Regions from separate parts of the Mus musculus genome. Here region 1 is linked to region 2. Evidence: chromatin loops called from intact Hi-C (ENCODE). Cell type or tissue: left cerebral cortex. All regions are shown on one strand. Links, peaks and the distances in the headings refer to the core of each region. The heading gives the core; the rest is flanking DNA.

Region 1 (4,401 bases), core at 188-4,187, 120 kb after region 2:
TTGCAATGATGAAGCTCTTAGGTATCTGATCTTCTGTATTAGTCATTGTTCCTGTTGCTGTGACAACATCCCTGACAATAACAACTTCAGGGATGGGAGGTTTATTTTGGATCATAGTTTTAGGCTCTATCCATCACTGCTGGGGTGTCATGGCAACTGGGCACATTGCATCCACTGTTGGTGCTAGCTCACTTTCCTCTTTTTATTTAGACAAGGACTCTAGCCCATAGACTGGTGTTGCCCACATTTAGGGTGGTCATTCCTGCCGCAGTCAACCAGAAACTCTTTCACATACATGCCCAGAGCTTTGTTTTCATGGTGAGTATAGCTTCCACCAAGTGGACTATCATGGTTAACCATTCCAGTGTCAAAAAACATACACTGCAAAAAAAGACAGCTCTCTTAGCAAATCATGCTGAGAAACCCGATTATCAGTATATGAAGAACTAGATTCGTGTCTTTCACTCTGCACAAAAATCAATTCAAGTAGCATCAAAGGCCTAAAACACCAAAACTGCTAGATTAAAACATAGTCAAAATATGTTTAAGATATAGGCACAGGAAAGAATATTTTGAAAAAGACTCTATTACCATATTGTATATTATTTCAATATTAAAATAATTGAAAAATGGAATTACATGAAAATCAATGACTTCTCACAGCAAGGAAAGAATCAGCAAAACAGAGACAGCATTTAGAATGGGAGAAAAATCTTGGCCAGCTTTGTATCTGGTTAATATATAGGATCTACAAAAATCCTTAAAAAACAAGTACAAGAAAACCAGATCATACAGTCAATGAATGGATAAAAAAATCAGCCAGAATGGCTAGACAAAACAAACAAGCACCCCCCCCCAAACAAACAAACAAAACCCAAACAAACAAAAACAAATTTGGTGAAGGTTGTAAAGGAAGAGAAATCTTTATATTCTAGGTGGGAATGTAAACTGGACTATCCGCTATGGCAATCATGTGGAGACTCCTCAAAAATATAAAAATATAATTACTATATGATCCATATATACTAGTCATGAGATTATATCTAAAAGATTCTTAGTCTATGACAGATTCTCACATATCTGTGTTTATTGCTATACTATTTACAATAGCCAAGATATGGCACCTGCTTAAAAGTCTATCAATAGATCAGTGGATAAAAGTGGTATGTATATACAATGGAATATTTTGCAGCTCTAAAGAAAAATGAAGTTAGACGTTTACAGGAAAGTGGATGGAACTGACACTCATTGTGCTAAGTAAAGTCAATCAGACTCAGATAAAGAAATATTTTTGTGGTTTTGCATATGCCAAATATAGGTGTGAGCGTGTGTGTGTGTGTGTGTGTGTGTGTGTGTGTGTGTGTTGTATGACATGGAAGTGTGTAAGTAGAAAGGGCAACATGAGAAAGGAAAAAGAAACTTAAAAGGAGAGGGAGGTGAGGAACAAGAGACAGTAATAGAATGCATGTCATGAGAGCAGAATGGAGAAATGTTGAGGGAGGAAGGTAACCAACAGAAAGGCAAGAGAGATCAGGAGGACATTATACGTATGAGGGCGGTGGTTGAGTAAAAGGTATGCTAATACATATGGGTGAAAATTTTACTTGAAATCTGTTGCTTTGTATACTAACCAAATTTTCAAAAAAGGTTAACCAAAGGAGAAAAGAAAATTCACGCATAGAAAGATGACTTTAGAGATGAAAACTCAATGGAAAGAATTAATAGTAATTCTCCAGTCATCCCCCCATGCACACAGGAACTCTCATTCATGCAGGAAGTACTTGCACCATTCAGATTCCTTTCCAATAACGGATAAAAATATAACAAGACTGGATTTTAAAAAAGCGAACCAATGTGTATTTTTATAAATGCAATTGTTGGCATACAGACATAAAGACATTTCTTAAGGATCGTTTACATGAATCCAATTTTCTTGCCTCTACACAAGAAGCAACATTTTGGGTGATTTTTTTTTCCCCAAAAGCTAATTTTTAAGCTTTGTAGAGTAGATGCCAAGTGGTATTTTAAAAACACACATTTAAAAAAAGAATGTACAGCTTTGCTTGGAATACAGATGGAGCCTTTGTCAATTGAAGGCATTTTGCCTAAGGACACAGAGAAAATCACTTCTTCATAAACACATAAACTCCACTCTTCTGTGTCTGTTCATCTTAATTTTTGGAAGATGAGAAGAAGCAAAATAAGCGTCTCAAAATTTCAGTTATTTGGCAATCTCATTGCTCTGATTTTGTGTCAATCATGCTATAAAATGTATCAACTTTCAGATTAATAGAATAATTTTATATGAAGGAATAGGATAAGTTCTGGAGAGTTTTTAATTGATATTTTTCTTTTGTGTACAGAAAGTGGCATTCTGTTCTATATCCAAATTTAGTAAGTATTTTCATAGCCCTTCCTTGTTGCCTCCTGAATCATGGAATATATTAATAGTGGGGAAAATAGTATGATAGTCATTCATTCCTTGTGTTGTCTTAACACATATTTAAAGTGTAAACAGGGATCTGAAGACATGGGCAGCAGGTAAGAGGACTTGCTGCTGTTAGAGAAAATTTGTGTTAGGTTCTTAGCACCCACTTGGTGGTTCACAACCAACTGTAACTCCAGTTCCAGGAGATCTGAGAATCCAATATGCTCTGTCTTTTTTTTTTTTTTTTTTTTTTTTTTTTTAGCACTGCTTAACTGTGGTGCACATATACATATGCAGGCAAGCATTCATACAGATGCAAAAAGATAAGTAAAACCCTAGGAAACAAATAAATGGCAAAATAGAAATTAAAAAAGAATGTATGTGAATGGTAAATATCAGAGCCAAAATGTGAGCATGGCTTTTGTCTTTAACCCCTTTAGCATCTAAAGATAGTCTTTTAAAAAAGAGAATCCTTTAACAGGAAGATCATGGAAATTCTTGTTTATTGACAAGGAAATGTGACTATTACATATTTTGGTGTGTGAAACTCAAGCTGTAATTCAAATTATCACCAGGATTCTAATCTTTCTTTTTTGTTTTTTTCTTTTTACATTTACTTATATGTGAGTGAACACATGTGTGTGCATAAGTATGCCACACATGTAAAGATCAGAGAATAACTTATGCTAGTTGATTTTTCATTTCCACCATGTGAGGTCCAAGGATTGAACTCATGTCATTGGCCTGGATAAGTAAAATGTTATGTCATGTATTTCCCCATGCTTATGCCATTTTCTGTGAGCTGTAACTGTTCATTAAAACATCAATATGAACTAACCAGTACCCCCAGAGCTCCTTGGAACTAAACCACCAATCAAAGAAAACACATGGTGGAACTTATGTCTAGCTGTATATGTAGCAGAGGATGGCTTAGTCAGTCATCAATGGGAGGAGAGGCCCTTGGTCCTGTGAAGGCTCTATGCCCCAGTATAGGGGAATGCCAGGACCAGGAATGGGAGTGGGTGGGTTGGGGAGCAGGGGAAGGGGAGAGGGGATTCTCAAAGGGGAAACTAGGAAAGGGGATAACATTTGAAATGTAAATAAAGAAAATATCTAAAAAACAAAGAAACAAAGAAAAAAACATTAACTAGTGGGCTGGTTAGATGGCTTAGTGGGTAAGAGCATTGACTGCTCTTCCAAAGGTCCTGAGTTCAATACCTAGCAACCACATGGTGGCTCACAACCTACCATAGTGAGATCGAACTCCCTCTTCTGGTGTGTCAGAAGATAACTACAGTGTACGTATGCATAATAAATAAATCTTTGGGCCAGAGAGGAGTTGATTGGAAAGAGCAGGGCCAACTGGAGCGAGTGGGGTTGACTGGAGTGAGCAGAGGTCCTAAAAATTCAATTCCCAACAACAACGTGAAGGTTCACAACCATCTGTACAGCTACAGTGTACTCACATGCATAAATCAATCAATCAATCAATCAATCAATCAATCAATCAATCAATCTTTAAAAAACATTAACTAGGAACATTTACAAGATTGTATACTGAATTTATTAATTTATCCACTCATCATGCTCTGTAGGGTTCCTTTGAGTGTGTACTCAATGAGCTTGCCAACCTCGAACCACAATTTCCTCTTTCTAGCATGCTGTGCTTTGCCACACAGCAGATACTTCACACTGCTTCCCCTTTTAGGAATGCTATGCTCATCTCCTCTGCTTGATGCCCTTTGCCCATCTCTTCGCTGGCATAGTTTAGACAAAGTCTAAACTAGGTTGCTTTGGGATTTTCTTTGCCAGTGCAATTAATTTCTTTATCTTAGCCTCAGGTAGACTCCAGACAAGCATTAAAAAGAGACACATTCTTCACCAAAATATCACCTAGAACAGTCTCTAGTGCAACATAATAAAACTCCTTTCCTCTGAAACCTCTTGAGCCAGGCACCAACAGTTCAAATCAC
Region 2 (4,401 bases), core at 241-4,240:
CCTAACAGCAAAAAGCAGATGTCAGAGGGAAAAGGTCCACATTTTGTGCTTCATTTAAAGATACAAAAGAACGCCATCTTGTTTGAAACTTGCAACTCTTCTGGTTAACACCAACAGATTTGTTCCTGTGTAACAATGTGTTCAAAGCACATTGACACCGTAGTACTTGAGGGGAAAATGACACAGCTGTAAGCCTACCTTATTCTTTCCCAAGCTACCCTGTCACAAACAAGTTCATTTATTTAAAAAGAAACAAAAGGCTCCCATGGTCACTACAATAAAAAGCAAAACGAATCATAATCAGCACAGTGTGTGAGGAAAGAGGTTCTATTACATACACAAATTTTATAAAATGATTTCCTTCTTGGACGATATTGAGATTATAATTGTGAATACTAAATATATGCAATGTCAAACTCCATCCCAGGCGATGTTTGCCAACAGCACTCGAAATGCTTAACTGGTACTTTCTGGTTACTATGACTACCGAATTGTACAAAGCTTGTTCCAGTTGTCTGAAATTTAAGTTGGGGCAGAACAGAGTACAATACTGGAAAGCTGCAACTGGACCCTGGGAGAGTCTTTTCACAGGCTTCTCTTCAATCGGGTTGGTTTTTCTTGGCTGTTTGCTCTAAGAAGCAATCAACCAACCAGGTTTCCAAGTGTAGGGTTTATGAGTATGGAATTGCATGGCACTTAAAAGTGACTTACAATCAAATCACTACTCCACCTAGTTATGTAATCTCCTTCCCAAGATCAAGTCAGTTGGAGGGTTTTTTTTTTGTTTGTTTTTTGTTTTTGTTTTTGTAAGCATCCTCTCCGTGGCTGGAGGGGTGCGAAAGTTAGGAAAGAGCAACTCAAAGCCCGGAGGCTGTGGTCACAGTACTGAAGGAGTCTGAGTTTTAAATGGGGGCGAGGGAGTTTCTGCGGGAATGTGTCTGTGTCGGCCAAGTGGCAGAACCAGGCCAAGAGGCCACACTGATCTGTTCGCGCACACTGACCGTAGACAGTGCCGGGCTGCGTGGTGGCCTCGGCTTTTAGGGTCTATGAAGCTGAAAGCCGATGCTGCGGTGCGGACCCAGGGAGCGCCCGTGCCTACAGCCGTGGGCAGGCCGCTGAGCCGTGCTGTGCCCGCCGCCAGCCTCAACGGCCGGCTCTGGCGAGCTTTCAAACGCCAGCCAGCGCCCCCCGCGAGCAGCGCCCGGCGCCGAGGCCGCCGAGGGCTTCCGGGGCTCAGCGTCCGGGTCACCTTGCCTCCGCTCCGGCCCGCAGGCAGAGCGGTTCGTAGTCTCGACCCGCCCCACCCACCGCGGCCGCGACCCCCGCCGCACTCACCCCTTTCCAGCCGGACAGGTTCGCCCAGCGCCGCCATCTTCTCTTCGGAGGTGCAGACCCACAGGAAGTGACGACAGAGGGGCCGCGGTGGACCAGGCCGAGAAAGCGGAAGGGCGAGGATGGTAGTAACGCGAGAGCTAGAAGGATGCGGGTAACTACGCAGAGCGGTAGCCGGGGACGCTTTGCGACCGACGGGTGGCCTCCTTTCGTGGGTCTGTGCTCGTCCACTTCCAACAACCTGAGGTTGAAAAGAACCGATGTCCCGAGTGTCCCCTGCCTCGGGGAAGTCAGGACCTTAGTTCCGGCCCTTACCCGACCGACGGCAGCCTCTGACCGTCTAGGCTGGTTTCCCCATGTCCGAGTCCTCTTATAAATTCTTAATATCCTAGCTTGATCTAATTTAAAAAATTTACAATTCGAATTTTATCTAAAACTCTCTTTGAGCAGAAAGGTGGGAAAAAAAACAACCGGGAGAGAACGCTTTGGTATACACGAAGTATTGTTTTTAGTTAGCCGATTCAAAATCTGCTTGTGAATGAAGGATGAAGCATAGATTTTGTTTTATGGGTACATTTTGTAATTTGTAAGAATTTTTATATTAATGGGTGTTTTGCCCTTATGTATATCTGCACCATTTACAAACCTGAGGCCACAAGAGGGCATCTATTCCCCTGGAACTGGAGTTACAGATGGTTGAGACCTGCCCTGTGGGTGTTGGGAATCTAACCCCAGGACCCCTGGAAAAGGAGCCAGTACTCCTAACAGCACTGTCTGTCATCTCCAGATCCTCATAGGGCCACTCTTGAAGACTTGGTGGACCCAAATATTTTTAGTCACTAATTTCAATGAAATAATTTTTGTGAAACTTGGATTTGGGTAGCAAAGATCATAGTCCAGTGTTAAGTTTGTAACACCTGCACGACAGGATTGTTTTAATAGCTGGTTGCAGGTGACCCATTCTTTCCGTTGAACTGCAGTTTTCTACATGTTGTTATTAGGTAGTTGAATCCCACCACTGGGCAGTAGCCTTCAAGCTTCCTCATGCTCCATACAAATGACACAGGTTTTCTTGGCTGACAGGAGCTATTCTTATGAGCTGGGGTTACACATTACTTACTTTTCCAGAGACTCGAATCTGCAGACTTGTACAAGCTACACAAATCTGAGCTTTATCTCTATCTTCTGCTCCTTTGGAGTAGTCTTTTTCCATGTCTTTGATGATAAACACACAAAAAATCCCAGAATTCCAGGCTTACGCAGAAGACCATAAAAGTTTCCAGAGAATAAAAGGTCACCTTCTAAGGACTAGAAATTGAAACAGGATGCACTTTCTTTCCTTAACACAGCTGGAAGGACTCTGCAAGCTATAAAACTGTTACAGAAAATTGAATAATTCTCAAACTAGAATTCCCTCCTTGTTTTCTAGAGCTTCCATAGTGAAGTATAACAAGCGGAATGTTTTAAAACCACAGATAATTGCCTCACAAATCTGAGAGCTACAAGTCAGGAATAAAGGTACTATGTTCATTTCTAATCTACAGGAACCCTTCCTTGTCTCTGCCTGGCTTTCTAGCAGTTTTCTGGAAGTCTCTGGTGTTCCTGACTTGTGCTACTCAGCATCTTAGTTAGGGTTTTACTGCTGTAAACAGACACCGTGACCAAGGCAAGTCTTACAAAGACAACATTTAATTGGGGCTGGCTTACAGGTTCAGAGGTTCAGTCCATTATCATCAAGGCAAGAGCATGGCAGCATCCAGGCTGGTATGGTGCAGGAGGAGCTGAGAGTTCAACATCTTCATCTGAAGGCTGCAAGTGGAAGACTGACTTCCAGGCACTTAGGAAGTTGCTGTGATAGCCCACACCCACAAGTGACACACCTACTCCAACAAGGCCTCACCTGCCTCAACTGAGCCATACCTTCTAATAGTGCCACTTCCTGGGCAGAACATATGCCAACCATCACACTCAGTCTTTGTTTTCATACTCACATGGCAGTCTCACTATTATTTTCGTCTGAGCATTTTCTTAGAAGGAGACCAGTCCTATTAGACCAGGGGAGGAGACCAGGGGCCTACTCTAATCCAGTATGACCTCAGCCTAAGCTACATAAACAGTGTGCTACTACCACTGACTTATGATTCTCAGGTATGTGTGGTTTTTTTAAAGGGAAGGAGCCAACTTATTAAGCTGATAAAATTATCAGGAGAGAAGTCATACTGAAAGACGTTTTAGGGGGCATGGGTATAGCTCAGTGGTTGAGTATTTGTCTAGCATGTCTGATATCCTGGGTTAACCCCCAGCCCCACAGTTTCATACTAAACATATAAATTCTTCTAAAAAATTACTTTCCATACATACTTTCTCAAAAGCAACTAGGAAACATGCTCCATCAGAATTAGGAAGTTATATTGCCGATGTAGCTTAGTGACAGAGCAGTTGTCTCAGCACTCAGAAAACAGAACCAATTAAGACGACCCTAGAATACTTGTTTCATTATTGTCTCTAGAGAAACATAACTAACAGAATGTGTACACTCACATGTGTGTACAATCATGGAACACAGACTTACTGTAAAGATTGCTTCAAGTGATCATGAAAGATAAGATATATCATGATCTGTGGCCTGCAAGATGGAAGCATGAGAAAGAAGACAGTAGTAGTCTCAGTACAAAGCCACAGGTAAAAAACAAACTAACAAACAAAGAAAAAAACAAAAACAACAACAAAAAAACAGAAGTTAATGCGGGTAGCCCTACTTTGTGTTTGGTGATCCCATGATCAGAACCGCTGGGCTAAGGGCAGAAGTATATGACTCAGTTTAACAAGAGAGAAGGCTGCTTTTGTATGCTCTTCTGTAGTATCTAGATCGTCAAATAGATAGATTAGATGATGACTACCCACATTTCTTCTTTTTAATATTTATCTTTAATTTTTTTATAATCCCACCATTATCCCCTTCCAGGTCTGACAGTTCCTCATCCCATTCTTCTCCTCCCACCATACCTCCATTCCACCCCACCTCACCCTGCTAGGCCTTCCCACTCCCTGGGGCCTCAGGTTTCTCAA

Evidence for each region. A loop is a pair of places that touch in the nucleus more often than their neighbours do. Peaks named below come from ENCODE experiments on the same cell type or tissue, not always from the same donor. Only the 100,000 strongest peaks of a DNase experiment are listed, where the experiment ranks them.
Region 1: it touches region 2 in a loop (2.7-fold over the local background); 1 of 42 quality-filtered maps calls a loop at or near these places.

The regions. Positions count from the first base shown.
Region 1 is chr2:109,766,652-109,771,052 of GRCm38, reverse strand. No RefSeq gene overlaps it. Among named protein-coding and RNA genes, the nearest start is that of Bdnf, 75 kb to the right of the region's middle. In left cerebral cortex, for the core only: no CTCF peak of the experiment used is centred there; a DNase peak (open chromatin) is centred at 2,045.
Region 2 is chr2:109,887,856-109,892,256 of GRCm38, reverse strand. Lin7c (lin-7 homolog C (C. elegans)) reads right to left here and starts at 1,379. Exons shown (of 5, transcript NM_011699.3): 1 at 1,336-1,379. The coding sequence starts at 1,372. In left cerebral cortex, for the core only: a CTCF peak has its summit at 1,996 (motif pointing right); DNase peaks (open chromatin) are centred at 513, 1,437 and 2,062; H3K4me3 peaks cover 1,824 bases; H3K27ac peaks cover 1,244 bases.